2 separate regions of the Homo sapiens genome follow, and region 1 is linked to region 2. Evidence: read pairs that join two places in POLR2A ChIA-PET (ENCODE). Cell type or tissue: K562. All regions are shown on one strand. Each heading gives the region's core, and the rest is flanking DNA. Links, peaks and the distances in the headings are about the cores only.

The links. Peaks named below come from ENCODE experiments on the same cell type or tissue, not always from the same donor. Only the 100,000 strongest peaks of a DNase experiment are listed, where the experiment ranks them.
Region 1: POLR2A ChIA-PET joins it to region 2 with 6 read pairs; 1 of 35 experiments calls an interaction of 5 or more read pairs at or near these places.

The regions. Positions count from the first base shown.
Region 1 is chr19:47,676,893-47,692,932 of GRCh38, reverse strand. BICRA (BRD4 interacting chromatin remodeling complex associated protein) reads right to left here. Exons shown (of 15, transcript NM_001394372.1): 6 at 11,657-13,612; 7 at 10,781-10,957. Among named protein-coding and RNA genes, the nearest start is that of EHD2, 29 kb to the left of the region's middle. In K562, for the core only: no CTCF peak of the experiment used is centred there; a DNase peak (open chromatin) is centred at 9,672.
Region 2 is chr19:48,976,618-48,981,617 of GRCh38, reverse strand. GYS1 (glycogen synthase 1) reads left to right here. Exons shown (of 16, transcript NM_002103.5): 8 at 1-88; 9 at 3,461-3,520; 10 at 3,616-3,694. Among named protein-coding and RNA genes, the nearest start is that of FTL, 14 kb to the right of the region's middle. RefSeq lists an enhancer at 2,417-2,656. In K562, for the core only: a CTCF peak has its summit at 2,470 (motif pointing left); a DNase peak (open chromatin) is centred at 2,576.

The sequences.
Region 1 (16,040 bases), core at 6,815-11,814, 1.3 Mb after region 2:
CAGTGACTTCTGAGCCATTTCTCAAAGCTGACTGAGTTCAGGCTCAGAGGGCTCAGGATATCTGCCCGAGGACAGCCAGCACCACCACACTCCAGAACCGGGCATCTCGGCATGACATCAGATTCACCACCAGCTTTGGCCTCTAAGTCCCAGGGCCCTTCCAGCATCCCTTCCAAGCTGGGCCCTGAGTAACTTCTGACAGTTAAAGAACCAAACCAAACCAATCAATCAATCAGTCTTCAAAAGGTTTGCCACCTCTAAGAAGAGATGAGAGGCGCAGTCCTTGGCGCTGTGTACGGCTGGTGGGACTGCCTCCTGGAAGGCAGCTTGGTCTGGGGACTTTGAAAGGGTCACAACTTTGACCTGGAAATTCCCCTCCAGGAATCTGTGATGAAGAATATTCGGCCGGGCACGGTGGCTCACGCCTGTAATCCCAGCACTTTGGGAGGCTGAGGCGGGCAGATAACCAGAGGTCAGGAGTTCGAGACCAGCCTGATCAATATGATGAAACCCTGTCTCTACTAAAAATACAAAAATAATTAGCCGGGCATGGTGGCATGCACCTGTAATCCCAGTTACTCAGGAGACTGAGGCTGGAGAATTGCTTGAACCCAGGAGGCGGAGGTTGTAGTGAAATGAGATCGCGCCACTGCACTCCAGCCTGGGCACAAGAGTGAAACTCCGTCTCAAAAAAAAAAAAGAATATTCAAGTACTTGCTATGGGGTTGCCCACTTTGGGAGCATTTACAATAGAGGAAAAGGAGAAATGACTCAAATGGCCAATGGCAGGTGCGTCGCTGAGTCGGAGAAAAGAGAACTGGCCCACTCAGTAGGTTCCAAGGGCTCAGGGAGGTGGCCCACATGCAGCGGCACTCCAATGCTACATGAAATAGGAGAATAATACAACATTACAGGATCCCTGGGCACCTGGTAAAGTTGGATTATGGACAGAGGATATGACAACAGTATCATGTCAATGCTGTCTGCTTTATTTCTTTGCAGTATGATGGTTAAGTAAGAGAATGTCCTTGTTCTCCAAGGCTGAAATATTATACTAAAATATTAAGGGGTAGGCTGGCCGCGGTGGCTCACGCTTGCAATCCCAGCACTTTGGGAGGCCAAGGCAGGTGGATCACTTGAGCCCAGGAGTTTGAGACCAGCCTAGTCAACATGGTGAAACCCCATCTGTACTAAAAACACAAAAATTAGCAGGGTGCGATGTGTGCCTGTAATCCCGGCCACTCAGGAGGCTGAGGCAAGAGAATTGCTTGAACCTGGGAGGCAGAGGCTACAGTGAGCCAAGATTGTACCACTGCACTCCAGACTAGGCGACAGAGTGAGACTCAGACTCAAAAATAAATAAATACATAAATAAATAAAATAAAATATTAAGGGGCAAACGGGTATAATGGTTGCAACTTACTCTCAACTGATTCAGAAAAAAGTGTACACAGAATGAGAATGCTAAGGTCAAGGCAGATGTAGCAAAAGGCTGACAATGGGTAGACGTGGGAGGCAGCCACCAACAATCCTCACCTCCTTGTGTTCAGTCCCCTCCCATATGCTGGTCTTTGTGGCCAATAGAATTTGGCAGAAGTGATTATATGACACTTCCAAGATTAGTTATAAAAAGCCTGCGGCTCCCATCCTGAGCATTCTGTCTGTTTCTATTGGGTCACTCACTTTGCGGGAAGCCAACCGCTGTGTGTCATGTGCTGCCCTTTGGAGAGGCCCACTGAGGAAGCAATTGAGGCCTCCTGCTAATAGCCACACAAGTGAGCGTGGGAGCAGGTTCTCCAGATCAGTGGGACCTTCAGATGACCACAACTTCATGGGAGATCCAGAGCTAGAACCTCCTAGCTAAGCTGCTTTCAGATTCCTAATGTTTAGAAACAGTGTGAGACACGTGAATACTTGCTGTTTGAAGCTGCTAAGTTTTGAGGGTAATTTCCTGCATAGCAATAGATAACTAATACATCTAGTTGAGGAGTAAAGAACTCCTATGAGCTCTCTGTACTAATTCTGAAACTTTTTATGTGTTTGAAGTCATTTAAACATAAAAAGCTTAAAGATACCAAAAAATTAAAAAAATTTAATTTCATTCTCATCAAAAGTGCGCACACACACACACACACACACAATCCACAAATTAAGTCACATGCCAAATGACTTACTGGGGAAAACAGTTGCAACTCCAAATACAAAGTTCATCTCTCTCATATATAGAGAGACTCTAGAAATCACTAAGAATTACAACTGGTGAAAAAGGGGCAAAGGATATGATCAGACAGTGCACAGAAAAGGAAAGACAAAAGGCTTAAGTATTTTCAGAGCTACTCAACCTCACTTGTAATAAGAGAAATGCACAGCAAAACGCACCCCAGGGCACTATTTTTCACCCTAGGGTACCATTTACCACCCGTCGCATTAGGAATAAAGCCTATGTCTAGTAAAGATGCTTGTATATACTGCCCTTAGGGGTCTCAACTGGCACAATTTGCTACAACTCAAGAGGAACGCAATTCAGCAGTAGCTATCCAAGTTATAAATGCACATTTGCTTTAGTCCAGCAAACAGGCTTCCAGGAAGTAAACAGACCTGCATATGTGGGAAATAACAGGTGAACAAGTAGGCCGGGCGCGGTGGCTCACACCTGTAATCCCAGCACTTTGGGAGGCTGAGGCGGGTGGATCACCTGAGGTCAGGAGTTTGAGACCAGCCTGGCCAACATGGTGAAACCCCGTCTCTATTAAAAATACAAAAATTAGCTGGGCATGGTGGCGTGCACCTGTAATCCCAGCTACTAGGGAGGCTGAGTCAGGAGAATTGCTTGAACCTGGGAGGCGGAGGTTGCAGTGAGCCAGTATCACGCCATTGCACTCCAGCCTGGGCAAAAAGAGCGAAACTCTGTCTCAAAAACAAAAACAAAAACAAAACAGGTGAACAAGTTGTTTCCTGCAGCTTCGTGTAGAACGCCAAAATCTGGATATGGTCTAAAGTGCATCAATATGGCATTTCCTGGGGAAATGAACTGTGGCTCTTCTGTACAAAGGAATACTTCAAGACTCTAACAGAAAACAAGCAAACTCACTGTTGCTGCCACAGTAAGTACATAATGAGCTCCCCTTTGGGTACAAATGGGAGAGAAACGTAAACCATATTTGCACTAGGTTGTATATACACGAAGAACTGGAAAGGGATACAAAAATTAGGCCAGGTGGCCAGGCGTGGTGGCTCACGCCTATAATAATCCCAGTACTTTGGGAGGCCAGGCAGGCGGATCACCTGAGGTCAGGAGTTCAAGACCAGCCTGGCCAACATGGCGAAACCCTGTCTCTACTAAAAATACAGAAATTAGCAGGGCGGGATGGTGTGCACCTGTAATCCCAGCTACTCCGGAGGCTGAGGCAGGGAGAACTGCTTGAACCCAGCAGGCGTAGCTTGCAGTGAGCCAAGATCTTGCCACTGCACTCCAGCCTGGGCGACAGAGAGAGACTCAGTCTCAGAAAAAATAAATAAAAATAAATTAGGCCAGGCTCAGTGGCTCATGCCTGTAATCCCAGCACTCTCGGAGGCCAAGGCAGGAGGACTGCTTGAGCCCAGGAGTTCAAGACCAGCCTGGGCAACAGAGCAAGACCCTGTCTCTGGAAAAAAAGAAAAAAAAACTTTCTGATGATCATACTATGTGAATAAAATGACTTATTTAAAAAATGTTTTAAATAAAATTGGGGTCGGGGGGTTAAACAGAAACTTCATACCAAAATATTACTTCTTCTACAATATTTGTCTTAGAAAAAACAAAGCTAGGCCTGGCATAGTGGCTCACACCTGTAATCCCAGCACTTTGGGATGCCAAGGCGGGTGGATCACTTGAGGTCAGGAGTCCAAGACCAGCCTGGCCAACATGGTGAAACCTCGTCTCTCTAAAAATACAAAAATTAGCCGGGCTTGCTGGCATGTGCCTGTAAATCCAAGTTACTTGGGAGGCTGAGGCAGAAGAATTGCTCCAATCCCAGAGACAGAGGTTGCCGTGAGCCGAGATCGCGCCACTGCACTCCAGCCCGGGCGAGAGAGAGAGAGAGACTCTGTCTCAAAAACAAAAAATAAAACAAAACAAAGAAAAAAAAATTTTTTTTTTTTGAGACGGAGTCTCGCTCTGTCACCCAGGCTGGAATGCAGTGGCTCAATCTCAGCTCGCTTGCTGCAACCTCCGCCTCCCGGGTTCAAGCAATTCTCCTGCCTCAGCCTCCTGAGTAGCTGGGATTACAGGCACACACCACCATGCCCAGCTAATTTTTGTATTTTTAGTAGAGACGGGGTTTCACCATGTTGGCCAGGATGGTCTCGATATCTTGACCTCGTGATCCACCCAACTCGGCTTCCCAAAATGTTGGGATTACAGGCATGAGCCACTGTGCCTGGCCAGAAAAAATTTTTTTTTACCAACTGCTTGCACACAGTGGTATTACATGTGACTTATTTTTCTTCTTTGTTCTTTTCTGTATTTTCTACATTCTCTAAATGAGCACAAAATTATTATTATTATTTGGTCTTCAACTGCTAGCCTCAAGTGATCCCCCATCTTAGCTTCCCAAAGCAAAAAAACTAACATATGAGTGGATTGTTCACCAAGAGATTCCCTCCTTCTCTTCCTTCCATTTCTTTCTTTCTTCAGAAATGAGATCTCGCTATGTTGTTCAGGCTGACCTCAAACTCCTGGGCTCAGGTGATCCTCCTGCCTCAGCCTCCCTCCTGAGTAGCTGGGACTACAGGCATGAGCCACCACGCCCAGCTTCCAAGAGATTTCGAGAGCCCCACGTGGAGGCGGCAAGATGCTCAACTTCACACACAATTAGAGAAAAGCACAGGGGGTGTGTCACTTTCCAGCCTGGCAAAGAACAGGCCAGCTGCTAATCTCGTGTGTCAGTAAAGCTGCAGGACCAAGTGAAGCCATCACTGGCATGAACCTTTTCAAAAAGGTTTAGCACTTTCCACAAAATGGCTGGAAAGCTTATCATCTACGTCTGGCAATTCTATTTCTAGAAATTTACCCTACAAGTACTTTCATACCTGTGTGCAAAGCATGGGTGCAAGTTTTTTTTTTTTTTTTTGAGGCAGAGTCTCACTCTGCTGCCTAGGCTAGAGTGTAGTGGCACGATCTCAGCTCACTGCAACCCTCTCTAGGCTCACTACAATCTCCGCCTCCCAGGTTCAAGGGATTCCCCTGCCTCAGCCTCCCAAGTAGCATAGCTGGGATTACAGGTGCCCACCATCACGCCTGGCTCATTTTTGTATTTTTAGTAGAGATGGGGTTTCCCCATGTTGGCCAGGCTGGTCTCACACTCCTGACCTCAGGTGATTGCCCGCCTCGGCCTCCCAAAGTGCTGAGACTACAGGTGTGAGCCAACACGCTCAGTCAAGAATATCTTATAGGAGTTTTGTTTGTTAACAATGACAAATAAACCACCTGAAGTATTCCTCAAGAGGGGACTGAATAAAGAAATAATGGTATGTCCATATCACAAAACACAATAAAGACATCAAAAGAAAGAGGCAAACTATAGCCCACAAGCCAAGAATAATTTTTACATTTTTAAACAGTTGAAGAAAAAAAATCATAAGAATACTATTTCGTGACTTGCAAAAATTACATGAAATTCCAATTTCAGTGTCCTTAAATAAAGTTTTATTGGAACACTCCCGTGTTCATTCATTTACATATGGTCTGTGGCTGCTTTTGTGCTATAATAACAGAGACCATATGGCCCGCAAAAGCCTGAAACGTTTACTATTGCCTCTTTATAGAAAGTTGCCCAGAAAAATAAACAAATAAATGAATAAAAATCAAATAAGCAAAAAGAAAGTTTGCCTGGCTTCTTTCCCTTCATAGCTCTTTCAACATGCCCAACTCTGTTCTAAAACATTTTAATGTTAATATACATCTATTAATTTACAGATATTAGTTTATTTAACCCTCACAGCTCTACAAAGTAGCCGCTGTTCCTATCATTCTGATTCTGCACGCAAGGACACCGTGGTACAACAGAGAGGCAAGCAGCCTGCTGAAGGTCACAGGGCCTGTAAGTGGCCAAGTCCTATTTCCTAACTCCCACATCACAGCAATCTTCCCAGATGGTAGCTTGCAAAAAAACCCCCAAAAATAAAAACACACCCCTACACATAGTAACCATTGGTAATGGCTCAAGTCATCTTAGGGAGTTGGAACCAGCACTTAAAAAGAACAGTAGAGGCTGGGCGCAGTGGCTCACGCCTGTAATCTCAGCACTTTGGGAGGCCAAGGTGGGCAGATCACCTGAGGTCAGGAGTTTGAGACCACCCTCGGCAACATGGTGAAACCTTGTCTCAACTAAAAATACAAAAATCAGCTTGGCATGGTGGGGCACTCCTGTAATCCCAGCTACTTGGGAAGCTGAGGCAGGAGAATCGCTTGAACCTGGGAGGTGGAGGTTGCAGTGAGCCGAGATAGTGCCACTACACTCCAGCCTGGGCAGCAGAGGGAGACTCCATGCCTCCCCGCTAACCCCAGAAAAAACAATGGAAACAAAATAGAAAATATTGATGTGTATCACACATTGTAATATAGGTAATATTTCATGAAACTTTTGTTTCAGTGATATGTGTATATATACAAATACATATATGTATGCATGTCCTGGGTGGTGACATAAAATGAAATTCTTGTGCCGGGCATGGTGGCTCATGCCTGTAATCCCAGGACTTTGGGAGGCCAAGGCAGACAGATCACCTGAGGTAAGGAGTTCAAGACCAGCCTGGCCAACATGGAGAAAACCTGTCTCTACTAAAAATACAAATATTAGCTGGATGCGGTGGCGTGCGCCTGTAGTCCCAGCTACTCGGGAGGCTGAGGCAGGAGAATCGCTTGAACCTGGGAGGTGAAGGTTGCAGTTAGCCAAGATCGTGCCACTGCACTCCAGCCTGGGTGACAGAGAAAAAAAAAAAAAAACAAATTCTTATCCCGGGTGGTGGGTCAAGGAAAAAAAAAGGTCTGAAAGCCAGTGCTCCAAGATGCGTTGCTAAATAAGCAAAGCCAGATGCAGAACACAGTCTTTGCATTTCTGTTTGTGTTAACACAAAGGGAAAATGTACGCATGCGCGCGCGCGCGCACACACACACACACACACACACACACACACACACACACACACACAGAGGCTGCCAAATCCATCTGGGTACAGAGAGCACAGAGTTCCTTCCGAGTGCAGGGGTTGGAGTTCGGACAGTAAGGGAACCACTATTCTTACAAACAGTAAGAATCACCCAGATTGGGAACTGCTATTCCGTGCATTCCTGCATATCCACAGGATAGCGGTTCCCAGTCTGGATGATTCTGTCCCCACCAGGGGACACTTGGCCAATCACCCAGTCACACACCCACCCATGCCATCCATCCGTCCGTCTATTCAGCCATCCATCTGTCCATCCATTTGCTCACCCAACAAACATTCACTGACCACCTTCTGTCATGCTGGGTCCCCACTGCTGCAGATACAGCTACTGCGGAGGGCCCTACCTTGTGCCTCCGAGCCTCTGTGTGTGACTAAGAATCAGCTCGTGTGCACACCTGCCTGTGCGCACTAAGCTTCCTTCTCAAAGGTCATCCGCGTGGCCAGGCACAGTGGCTCACGTCCATAATCCCAGCCCTGTGAGAAGCCAAGGTGGGAGGATTACTAAGCCTAGGAGTTCGAGACCAGCCTGGGCTGCATAGTGAGACCCCATATCTCCCCCACAAAACAAAATACAAAAAAAAAAAAAATTAGCTGTGCGTGGTGGCACATGCCTGTAGTCCCAGCTACTTCGGAGGCTGAGGTGGGAGGATCACTTAAGCATGGGAGGCGGAGGTTGTAGGAGTCAATATTGCACCAGTGTACTCCAGCCTGGGTGACAGAACCAGACCCTGTTTCCAAAAAAATAAGTTCAGCTACAGCATCATTACTGCAACTGCTAACAGTAAGTGTCTGTTCACTGAGCGCTGGCTCTGTGCAGTGCCATCATGTCAGGTCACTGGGCTTATTCCCATTTTAGATGCAAAATCCATGCCTCAGAGAGCTCCACTAAGCAGAGCTGGATTCACACCCAGGTCTGGCTTTCTCAAGACTTCAGGTGTTTCCAGCAATAAGCCCCCAGGGTTTTTAATCCAGGCCCTACCATTTGCCAGCTGTGCAACCTTGGGCAAGCTAATTATTCTCCCTGTGCCTCTGTTTCCTCACCTGCAAAATGAGATGCTACCACCTACCTGGTGGAGGTGGTGAGGTTTAAATGAGAGAGTGCTAGGCCGGGCGCGGTGTCTCACACCTGTCATCCCAGCACTCTGGGAGGCTGAGGTGGGTGGATCACCTGAGGTCAGGAGTTTGAGACCAGCCTGGCCAACATGGCGAAACCCCATCTCTCTACTAAAAATATAGAAATTAGCCAGGCATGGTGGCGGGCGCCTGTAAATCCCAGCAATTTGGGAGGCCGAGGCAGGTGGTTCACCTGAGGTCAGGCGTTTGAGACCAGCTTGGCCAACATGGTGATACACTATCTCTACTAAAAATATGAAAATTAGCCAAACATGGTGGCAGGCACCTGTAATCCCAGCTACCCAGAAGCTGAGGCAGGAGAATCACTTGAACCCAGGAGGTGGAGATTGCAGCGAGCCGAGATCTTGCCACTGCACTGCAGCCTAGGCGACGGAGTGGGACTCTGTCCCCCTCAAGATAATAGTAATAATAATAAAAGCAAACATTTATCAAGTGCTTACTTTGTGCTAAGCATATAGTAACTCGTTTACTCCACCTAAGTGCTCCCTCAGCCTGCCTAGGCACCTGCTGATGGAATGAAAAACTGGTTGCTGAAGGTTAAATGGTAAGTGGGAGAGCGTGCAAGTGAAACCATGGCCGTTCGAGGTCAAAGCCTGTGCTGACTTCTGCCATCCTGCCCTTGTCACTGTCACACTCTCCTCTTCCTACCTATCCACTGGTCTTTTTTGAATGAGTACCACATTCACTGCTCTAGAATAAGAAGGTAGGCCAGGTGCGGTGGCTCACGCCTATAATCCCAGCACTTTGGGAGGCTGAGGCGGGTGGATAACGAGGTCAGGAGATCGAGACCATCCTGGCTAACATGGTGAAACCCCGTCTCTACTAAAAATACAAAAAATTAGCCCGGCGTGGTGGCGGGCGCCTGTAGTCCCAGCTACTCGGGAGGCTGAGGCAGGAGAATGGCGTGAACCCGAGAGGCGGAGCTTGCAGTGAGCAGAGATCGCGACACCGCACTCCAGCCTGGGCAACAGAGCGAGACTCCATCTCAAAAAAAAAAAAAGAACGTAGCCCTCCCTAACCTGTTATGTTATGACTCGTAAGCATAATGGTTATTACTTTAAGACAAAAGGCTAATTTTCCTAATATGTAAAGAGTTTCTACAAATCTACAGCAAAATGACAGCAACCCAGATTTTACAATGGCAAAGGGTATGAGCAGTTTCATAGAACAGAAAGTACAAATGGCTCTTACTTTTATGAAAATCTGCCCGACCTCATTCACAATAAAAGAAATGCAAATGAAAACAAAACAAGATACTATTTTTCACCTATCTAGATTGGCCAAGTTCAACATACTGGTGAGGTTGCGGGGGGCGGGGGAAAAAAGGCACAACCACATATTGCTGATAAAGGTTAAACTAATTTACACTCCACAGGCGGCAATTTGGCAATGTCTGTCAGAGATAAAAATGCATATGCCTTTAGAGCCAGCAAATTCCTTTTGAAGAACTTACCCTACAAAACGACATACATACAAAGGCATTCTTTGCAGCCTTGTTCATAATAGCTAGAGATCAGAAGTGACCTAAAAACCTAACAACAATTTAGACTGGCTAAATAAATATCCGCACACCCACACAGTGGAATACTACGCAGTCACACAAGAGAATGAAGAATGGGGCCAGGCACAGTGGCCTACACATGTAATCTCAGCACTTTGGGAGGCTGAGGCGGGCGGATCACTTGAGGTCTGGAGTTCAAGACCAGCCTGGGCAACATGGTGAAACCCCGTCTCTATTAAAAATACAAAAATTAGCCCAGCATGGTGGCGGGCACCTGTAACTCCAGCTACGCGGGAGGTGGAGGCAGGAGAATCACTTAAACATCGGAGGCGGAGGTTGCAGTGAGCCAAGATCGCGCCACTGCACTCCAGCCTGGGTGATAGAGTGAGACTCCATTTCAAAAAAAAAAAAAGAGAGAGAGAATGAAGAATGGTCTCCAAGATCAATTTTTAAATAATAAAAGATGCAATACCGCAGGCAGAAGATGCTACCCTTTTTGTAAAAATTGAAGGAAAAGAATCTATTTGATTCTGTTTCCCTATCCAGATAACAAATGCAAGAAACCACCTTGGGAGGACAACAGGAGGCCACGGTTCAGGAGACGGGGGCTTTCCACTATGCATCTTTTTGTACCGTTTGAAATGTGAATTATCTGAATGTATTACTTATTCAGATTTGAAAATTATAATTTTAGGAAAGAACAGATTTCCTTCCGTGTGTGTCTTGCATTCCTGCAGCGCGTGGGCTCCCCCAGGGCCGGCCCTGGTCTCAGGCATCCATGATCACTAGGAGACACTTGGGGGGTGAAGGAGAGCTCTGTGTTCCAAGTCAGCAGAACAGAGACGCAGGCAGGGCGGAGAGCGAGGAGCGGGAGAGCGGGCAGGAGGGGCGAGGCTGGGTCTGTGCTGCGGACACAGGCTGCTGGGGTCCCTCTACCTGGGGGGCCGGAGCCGGGGAAGCCTGGCTGTCGGGGGCCTGAGGGCCGAGGCCAGCTCCTTTGGCGACGGGGGTGGCTGGGGCTGGGTCTTGGGCGGGAGGCGGGGCGCTGACTATGACCGAGGCAGGCACGGAGAGGTGGGGGCCCTCTGCGGAGAGGGGCTGCTGGCTCCTCTCCTGCAACGGGCAGCCCGCACAGGATCAGAAAGCCGCCCCCACAGGCCCTCGACCTCCCCACCCGAGACCCCTGCCCCTATTGACGCTCCCAGGGTTCCAGAGAATGGGGTAGTGGGCAGCCTGGCAGGCAGGGTGCCAGGCACAGAGGCCGAAACCCAGGCAGCCTGCTCCATTCTGAGCTCCCATTGGCCCCTCTGCCAGCTCCACGTTGCCCTGCCTCTCTCCTGCCCCACCTGCCTGTCCCTCTGTCCCTGTCTCGTCCACTTTCTCTCTGAGATTCCTCTCCTTGTCTGTCAGCAGGCCAGCCAGTGCCTGCCCTTCTCTGTCCGTCGGGTAGTCCCTCTCCCTGCCGGTCCCTCTCCTCTCCATCTGTCAGCAGCCCAGCCAGTGCCTACCCTTCTGTCTGTTCACTGGTCCCTCTCTTTGTCTGTCTGTCTGCCAGTCCCTCTCACTGCCTAACAGTTGTCCTGCCCCTTGTCTATCAGTCAGCCAACCTGCCAATCCATCTTCCTGCCAGTTCAGCCAGGGCCCTCACCCTTCGGGCCTCCTCTTAGGGGCCACCTGTGCCATGACTGAGACCTTCCCCCCCCAGCTGCCACAGTGGCATCCACTTTTGGATCTTGGCGCCTCGCCCCAGGACCCCTCTTCCTCCCAAACCCGCCTCCTCCGGTACCTGCTCCCTTGCCCCGCCCTGCTTACCTGGGGCAGGAACATCTGCAGGGAGTCCTGAGTGAGGATGGCCGTGGGGGTGGCAGAGGGCGGCTGCCCCAGGACGATCTTCTCCGGGCTAGACGCCAGGCCAGGGCTGGGCTGGGGGGTGGTGGCCTGAGGCGGGGCGGCGGCCTGTGGGGTGGGGGCCTGCGGGGGCTGCTGCGCCTGCGGCTGCTGGAGGCCCAGGGGCAGGGGTGTGCTGACCGCGGGGGGCGCCTGGGGGGCAGGCTGCACCGTGAGGACAGGCGCGGCCTCCCCGGTGGCAGCGGCAGGGGTGGCCGGCTGCACCAGGCCGTCGGGGGTGTTGAGCATGGCCACGGCGCTGGGGGGCAGGGTGACCCCCTGGAGGACAGTGGTGGCGGCCGGCCCGGCGGGCGCTGGCTGGCTCTGCGTGGGCAGGCTGCCCGCCGCCAGCGACACGGGCATCTGGAAGAGCGCAGGCTGGCCCACCTGGATGGGAGCGGCGGAGAGGATGTGCGCGCTGTGGGCCCCGGAGTGGGGGGCCAACACGGGGCCCAGGCTCAGTGGGCCCGCCAGGTTCTGGTTTGTGAGGATGGGGTTCGCGATGAGCTGTCCACCTGTGTGGGGGGCAGCGGCCGCCAGGATCTGCCCGCCCACGTTGGCCGGCAGGGCTGAGAGCTGCTGCGGGAGCTGGACCGCCGGGGCGCCAGGCAGTAGGAACTGGTTCTGGCCCGGCAGCATGTGCTGGGCGGGGATGACGATGCTGCTGCCTTGGTTCAGGAGGTGGACGCTCATGGGTTTGCTCAGGGCCCCGGGGGGCTGCGGCGGGGCCGCTCCGGTGGTGGTGGCCGGTGGCTGCTTGAAGACGTTCGCTTGCAGCGCAGGCGCGGGGAAGCCCGACAGCACCACGTTCTGGCCCGCCTTCCCCGCCGCCATGAACGTCAGGTTCTGCGGGGCCTTGGGCTGCTGCGGGAGCGCCCCCGGCTCGCCCTGGATGGTGAGCGTGGCGCCCGCGGGCGCAAACGGCTTGGGCGTCAGCTGGTAGAGCTTGGGCGGCAGCACCCCCGCGGGCTTGGGCTGGATGGGCGTGGGTGTGCGATGCAGGATCACGTTGGGCGCCGGGACCAGTGGCGACGAGCCGAGGCCTGGGGCCACCGCCAGCGGCTGTCCCGAGGGCGTCCCGGTGGGAGCCGAGGCGGCCCCCGCGCCTCCGAACACAGAGTTCCCATTGAGCGTGGTGGCCACAGCGGCCGAGAGGTTCTTCTGGATGACCAGGCCAGCCCCCTGTGGCGAGACACCGGCCGACGCCAGCGTCACGGGCTCCGAGGGGCCAGCCGCCGAGGCCAGGTAGCCGCTGACGGGCACCTGCTTGGCCAGGAGCTGGGAGGTGGGCGTGTTGAGCGCCATGACGGGCTGGCCCACCACCTGGATGGGCGCCAGGCCCAGTGTGGCCGCCGTGGCACCCCCAGGGCTGCCATTGGGCAGGCCTTGGAGGCCCGGGATGGGCTGCAGTGTCACATTGCCCAGGCCCACAGGCTGCAGGAAGGGCTGCACACTCAGGGCCTTGTTGACCACGTCCTGGGGCGGCACCAGGGCCTGGTGGGTCAGCACGGTAGGCGGGCCCTGCAGCCCCAGCAGGTCGGTGCTGCCTGGGAAGAGGGCTTGGGGCCCCGCAGCCACGGCCGCTGCCCCTCCAGCGCCCGTCGGGCCTGCCCCGCCATCCGCAGGCTGCAGGGTGGGCAGCTGGAAGGGACCCAGGTCCAGCTCAGCCTCGGCCTCCAGCGTCTGCTCCGTGATGTTGGCCTCTTGGAGGCTCTGCTGGAGGATGTCACAGGGCTGGTCAGCGCCCCCACTGCCCCCGCCGCCGCCCCCTGTCGCAGGAGAGCCCAGGATGTCATCTTCCAGGAAGTCTAGGTCCACACTGGGGGCCGGCTGGTTGGGCTCTGGGTTCAGGTGGTTGCCGGAAGCTTCTTGCACATGGAGCTGCAGGCCGGGAAAGGTGGGAAGGAAAGAGCTGAGGTTAGCAAGGGGCTACGCTTAGGCCACAGCTGCCGCAAAGAATGCTGAGGTGACAGGGCAGCCACGTTCAAGAAAGAACATTCCCTCCTGGCATGGTGGTTCACGCTTGTAATCTCAGCACTTTGGGAGGCTGAGGTAGGAGGATGGATGGCTTGAGCCAAAGAGTTTGAGACCAGCCTGGGCAACGCAGTGAGAAAAAAATTTTAAAAAAGAAAAATTAGTCAGGGGTGGCAGCATGTGCCTGTGGTCTTAGCTACTTGGGAGGCTGAGGTGAGAGGATCACTGGAGCCCAGGAGTTTGAGGCTGCAGAGTGGAGCTACGAGCACTTCACTACACTCCAGCCTCGGTGACAGGGCAAGACTTTGAGAAGAAAAAAAAAAAAAGAAGAAAAAAAGAAAAAAAAAAGAAAAAAGAACATTCCACCTGCAAGTGGCTGGACCCGGGATCAAATCCCAGCTCTGCCAAGGCTTAGCTGTGTAACCTAGGGCGTGCTTGATCTGACCTCAGTTTCTTCATCTGTACCCATCAGTAAAATGTAATAAAAAAAACTACTGTTCAAGGCCACAGTGACTCACGCCTGTAATCTTAGCACTTTGGGAGCCTGAGGTGAGAGGATCTCTTAAGCCCAGGAGTTCCAGGCTACGGTGAGCTATGATTGTGTCACTGTACTCCAGCCTAAGTGACAAGAGTAAGACCCAGCGGGGCACCCTCAGGAAAGCCGCTGGTGGTGGCCCCAGGCCTCAGCTTGTCACCACTGGTCCCGGCGCCCAACGTGATCCTGCATCGCACGCCCATGCCCATCCAGCCCAAGCCCGCGGGGGTGCTGTCCCCCAATCTCTACCAGCTGACGCCCAAAAAACAAAAATAAAGTCTAGGCACGGTGGCTCACACCTGTAATCCCAGCACTTTGGGAGGCAGAGGCAGGTGGATCACTTGAGCCTAGGAGTTTGAGACCTGCCTGACCAACATGGTGAAACACCATCTCTACTAAAAATACGAAAATTAGCCAGGCGTGGTGGCACGTGCCTGCAGTCCCAGCTACTCGGGAGGCTGAGGCAGGAGAATGGCTTGAACCTGGGAGGTGGAGGCTGTAATGAGCTGAGATCCTACCAATGCCCTCCAGCCTGGGTGACAGAGTGAGACTCCATCTCAAAACAAAACAAAACAAAAATAAATAAAAATAAGCAACTATTGTTTAAATAGTGATATAGGCCCACAACACTTATCTGTAATTACAAAACCCAAAAAGCTCTAAGAACTGAGACTGTTTTCATAGCTCTGTTGGCAGCAAAACCTGACCAGAACCAACATGGCACTTTAGGTGGGATCCATTTATCCACATGATGTGACATCCCAAGTTTGGCCGCCGAAAGGCAAGCGTGTGACATGACACACACCACACATATGGCACCACTTTTCCAGAATTGGAGAAATTCGAAATTCTGAAACACACCTGGCCCTAAAGGTTTCTGACAAGCAGTCGTAGTTCTGGTGGAGTAAAGCTCACATCAGCAGTGGCTCCCATTTGTGAACTTCTGTGCCAACCGCACTGTGAGTTCAATGCTTTTTGTTTCTTTGGGTTTTTTTTGAGACGGAGTTTCCACTCTTGTTGCCCAGGCTGGAGTGCAATGGTGTGATCCTGGCTCACCACAATCTCCGCCCACGAGTTCAAGCAATTCTCCTGCCTTAGCCTCCCAAGCAGCCGGGATTACAGGCGTGTGCCACCATGCCCGGCTAATTTTGTATTTTTGGTAGAGACAGGGTTTCTCCATGTTGGTCAGGCTGGTCTCGAACTCCCGACCTCAGGTGATCCGCCCACCTCGGCCTCCCAAAGTGCTGGGATTACAGGCGTGAGCCACCGTGCCCAGCCTCAATGCTTTTTAAGTGCTTTTCATGCTATCCTGGACTGCAACCCAGGACACGCATGGAAAAATATCTGCAGGCATATGTGTGGAAAGCCCCACAAACAATACTTATGATACAGATTTCCATCTCCACCAATACTGACCAGATAACCCATCAAAATCTGCAGCTTCCAGGATTCTCAGTAAATCCACATGGAGGGTTCACGGTATCACCCGGCCCCTGGCAGGTGCTCGAGAAGCATCTATCATCATCACTCATTATTATTGTGATTCTCCATGCTGTTGTTGGTGACAGTCCCATGAGGCGGGTGCTGCTCCCTTCCTCATTTCACAGACGAGGGAACTGCCTGGGTCAACCACTGGTGAGTGGCGGGGAGTGGCAGGCAGACAGGGCTCTGGCTCAGCCTCCAACCGACTGAGGACCAGGCAGGCCACTGTAACCCCCTGAGCTCTTAACTGCCAGATGGTCACAACCAACCTGCCTCCTGGGATGCCTGTGAAAATTCACTGATGTCACGTGTGGAGAG
Region 2 (5,000 bases), core at 1-5,000:
CAGTGGTTGCCTTCTTCATCATGCCAGCGCGGACCAACAATTTCAACGTGGAAACCCTCAAAGGCCAAGCTGTGCGCAAACAGCTTTGGTTAGCAGCCCTCGCTCCGGCCCCTGGCGCAGCCCACTCCCAGATGCATGCTTTGGGTCCTGTGTTTCTCCTAGAGTCTCAGTTTTTTGTTTTGTTTGTTTGTTTGTTTGTTTGTTTTTGAGACAGTCTCACTCTGTCGCCCAGGCTGGAGTGTAGTGGTGCGATCTTGGCTCACTGCAACCTCCACCTCCTGGGTTCAAGCAAGTCATCTGCCTCAGCCTCTCGAGTAGCTGGGACTACAGGTGCACACCACCATGCCTGGCTAATTTTTGTATTTTCAGTAGAGATGGGGTTTCACCACATTGGCCAGACTAGTCTCAAACTCCTGATCTCGTGATCTGCCCGCCTCAGCCTCCCAAAGTGCTGGAATTACAGGCATGAGCCACCGCACCCGGCCCTCTTTTTTTTTTTTATTTTGAGATGGAGTTTTGCTCTGTCGCCCAAGCTGGAGTGCAATGGCATGATCTCGGCTCACTGCAACCTCTGCCTCCTGGGTTCAAGCGATTTTCCTGCCTCAGCCTCTGAGTAGCTGGGACTACAGGGGTGTGCCACCACACCTGGCTAACTTTTTATTTTTATTAGAGACAGGTTTTCACTATATTGGCCAGGCTGGTCTTGAACTCCTGACCTCAGGTGTTCCGCCTGCCTCAGCCTCCCAAAGTGCTGGGATTCCAGGCGTGAGCCACCACACCTAGCCTTTTTTTGTATTTTTAGTAGAGATGGGGTTTCACCATGTTGGCCAGGCTGATCTTGAACACCTGACCTCAGGTGATCCAGCCGCCTTGGCATCCCAAAGTGCTGGGATTACAGGGGTGAGCCACTGCGCCTGGCTTAGTTTCTTTTTCTTTTCTCTGATTTTTTTTTTTTTTTGAAACAGAGTCTCACTGTTGCCCAGGCTGGAGTGCAGTGGCGTAATCTCAGCTCACTGTAACCTCCGCCTCCCAGCAAAGCTCAGTTTCTTCATCTGTAAAACCGTTCATTCATTAGCAGAGATACTCACTGAGCATCTACTATGTGCTAGCTAATTTTTATATTTTTAGCACCGATGGGATTTCACCACGTTGACCAGGCTGGTCTTGAACTCCTGACCTCAAGTGACCTGCCCTCCTCATGTATTCCAGGTCCTGGGAATACAGCTGTGAACCAGAAAGATAAGATCCCTTTCCTCATGGAGCTTGTATTCTAGAAAATCCTGTAGACGGAATTTACTTTTGGGCAAAAATAAAGCAGAACTGGAATATGAGACGGGGTTGTCAGGACAGGCCACACTGAGAAAGTGTTATTGGGCAGAGACGAGGAAAGGTGACGAGGGAGCAAGCCCTGTGGGTATCTGAGGAACAGCAAACTCGAAGGCCCCGAGGCATGATTGAGACGCGGTGGGGAGTCCCATGGGGCTGGAGTGACATGTCTCATAGAGAAGGGGTAGAAAGTGAGGCAAGATGGAGGGCACCTGTAGTGCCAGCTACAGGAGGCAGGAGGATCATTTTGGCCCTGGAGGTTGAGGCTGTAGTGAGGCATGATTGCGCCACTGCACTCCAGCCTAGGCAACAGAGTGAGACTCTGTCTCAAAAAAATAAAAAAGAAGTCGGGCGTGGTGGCTCACACCTGTAATCCCGGCACTTTGGGAGGCCGAGGCGGGTGGATCACCTGAGGTCGGGAGTTTGAGACCAGCTTGACCAACATGGTGAAACCCCGTCTTTCCTAAAAATAAAAAAAATCAGCAGGGCGTGGTGACACACATCTGTAGTCCTAGCTACTCGAGAGGCTAAGCAGGAGAATCGCTCGAACCCGGGAGGCAGAGATTGCAGTGAGCCAAGATCGCGCCAATGCACTCCAGCATGGGTGACAGTGAGACTCGGTCTCAAAAAAAAAAAAAAAAAAAAGAAAGAAAGAGGCTGGGCGCGGTGGCTCACACCTGTAATCCCAGCACTTTGGGAGGCTGAGGAGGGCAGATCACTTGAGGTCAGGAGTTCGAGATCAGCCTGGTCAACGTGGTGAAATCCCATCGGTACTAAAAATATAAAAATTAGCCAGATGTGGTGGCGCACGCTTGTAATTGCAGCTACTCAGGAGGCTGAGGCAGGAGAATTTCTTGAACCTAGAAAGTGGCCGAGATTGCGCCATCCTGGGCGACAGAGCAAGACTCTGTCTCAAAAAAAAAAAAAAAAAAAAAAAAAAAAAAAAAAAAAAAAAGAAAAGAAAAAAGAAAAAGAGACAAAGAAAGAAAAATAAATGAGGCCAGAGCTATGGGAGGATTTTAAGTGGAGGAGTGACCGTGGGGCTGTTGTGTGACACTGCTAGCTTTACTTGTGTGCCTAAGTGGTCCTTTCTCAGAATCTTACTTTCTTTTCGTATAAAATGGGGCTTAGCATTGCCATCTGCAGGACAAGTACAAGTCCTAATAATAGCTGACATTTCTGGAAGGCTTGCCATGTGTACTTTTTGGCATGACATCATTGGGTCCTCATCGCAAACCTCTGAGGTTGATTCTATTTTCATCCTCCTCTGAAAAATGAGTCACTGCAGTCAGAGAGGGAAGGCCACCTGTCCCTGACCACACAGCTGATGTCAGGCACGTGGGTCCTAAGCCTTCCAGGGCCTGCCCCCTGGGTCCCCATCCTCCAGCCTGGAGGCCCCAGGGCACGGCTTCCCTGCTCACACCTCAGTTTCCTTGCTATCCTAGAAACCTAAGGGTAGCTGGGCGCGGCAGCTCATGCCTGTAATTCCAGCACTTTGGGAGGCCGAGGTGGCCAATTACCAGCCAGAGGTCAGGAGTTCGAGACCAGCCTGGCCAACGTGGTGAAACCCCGTCTCTACTAAAGTTACAAAAATTAGCCGGGCATGGTGGCAGGTGCCTGTAATCCCGGCTACTCAGGAGGCTGAGGCAGGAGAATTGCTTGAACCTGAGAGGCAGAGGTTGCAGTGAGCCAAGATCGCACCACTGCGCTCCAGCCTGGACGACAGAGTAACTCTGTCAATAATAATAATAATAATAATAAATAAACTGCTGGGCACAGTGGCTCAAGCCTCTAATCCCAGTACTTTGGGAGGCCGAGGTGGGCAGATTACCTGAGGTTGGGAGTTTGAGACCAGCCTGACCAACATGGAGAAACCCCGTCTCTACTAAAAATAGAAAATTAGCCGGGCGCGGTGGCTCATGCCTGTAATCCCAGCTACTCGGGAGGCTGAGGCAGGAGAATTGCTTGAACCTGGGAGGCAGAGGTTGCAGTGAGCCGAGATCACGCCATTGCATTCCAGCCTGGGCAACAAGAGCCAAACTCCGTCTCAAAATAAACAAACAAACTAACTAAAGAAGCCTAACAGTAAATGGCAGCTGGTGTGTATGTGACCCTGTTGCTCTGCTTCCTCCAGGGACACGGCCAACACGGTGAAGGAAAAGTTCGGGAGGAAGCTTTATGAATCCTTACTGGTGTGAGTGCCCCACCCTCAGCCCTGTGCCCTCCTAGGCCCTGACTAACCCCTCTCATTACTCCGTTCTCACATGCATGCCCCTGCTTGCCTTGCAGTGGGAGCCTTCCCGACATGAACAAGATGCTGGATAAGGAAGACTTCACTATGATGAAGAGAGCCATCTTTGCAACGCAGGTATGGATTGGACCTCTGTGCAGAGAGATAGCAGTTCCTGGCAGCCCCAGAGGCAGCTTGCCAGGCCAGCTCAGACCCCAGAGATTGCTGGGAGTCCTGCTTTCTCCTGCAGCCCTTTATGAAGGGATCTATTCTGAGGTCCACAGAAGGGCACGTGCTGACTCGTGCAACTTCAGTTGCTGGAGGCGAGGCACTTAGGGTGGGCTGTTTTCTGTGGCTTATTCTGCCACGAGGGTTGCTGGGACGTGTGGTTTCTCTGGGATTCTGGGGTCAATGAGCAAAAGGAAGCTTATTTGTTTATTTATTTTTATTATATTTATTTATTTATTTTGAGATGGAGTCTCGCTCTGTCGCCCAGGCTGGAGTGCAGTGGCACGATCTCGGCTCACTGCAACCTCTGCCTCCTGGGTTCAAGCAATACTCCTGCCTTGGCCTCCCAAGTACCTGGGATTACAGGCACATGCCACCACACCCAGCTAATTTATATATTTTTAGTAGAAACGAGATTTCACCATGTTGGCCAGGCCAGTCTCAAGCTCCTGACCTCAAGTGTTCTGTCTGCCTCAGCCTCCCAAAGTGCTGAGTTTACAAGCGTGAGTCCCTGTTCCCAGCCCAAAGGGAAGTTTAAAAGGAAGTGTAGAAATGTAATAAAGGGCCAGGTGTGGTGGCTCATGCCTGTAATCTCAGCACTTTGAGAGGCCAAAGCAGGAAGATCACTTGAGACCAGGAGGCTGAGGCTGCAGTGAGCCATGACTGTGCCACTGTACACCAGCCTGGGGGACAGAGCCAGATCCCACACTAGCCCCCCACCCACCCCCAAAAGAAAGTCAAGGCCCAGCTTGGTAGCTCACACCTGTCAGTATTCCCAGCACTTTGGGAGGCTGAGGTGGGAGGATCGCTTGAGCCCAGGAGTTTGAGACCAGCCTGGGCAACATGATGAAACCCTGTCTCTACCAAAAATACAAAAATGAGCTGGGCATAGTGGCATACACCTGTTATCCCAGCTACCTGGGAGGCTGAGGCCAGAGGATGCCTTGAGCTCAGGAGGTCAAGGCTGCAGTGAGCTATGATTATGCCGCTGCAGTGAGCTATGATTATGCCACTGCACTCCAGACTGGGCAACAGAGCGAGGCGGACACATACACACACACACGAAAGAAGGAAAAGAAAGAAAAGAAAAGGTCAAGACAGCCATAAAAGAATTACAACTCTCAGCTCTCCTTGGGCCTTGCTGCACACGGCTCCACCTCTACCCCTAAAACTGCTGGGAGTGGTAGTTTTATCGGGCCACTTTAGGGACGCAGTC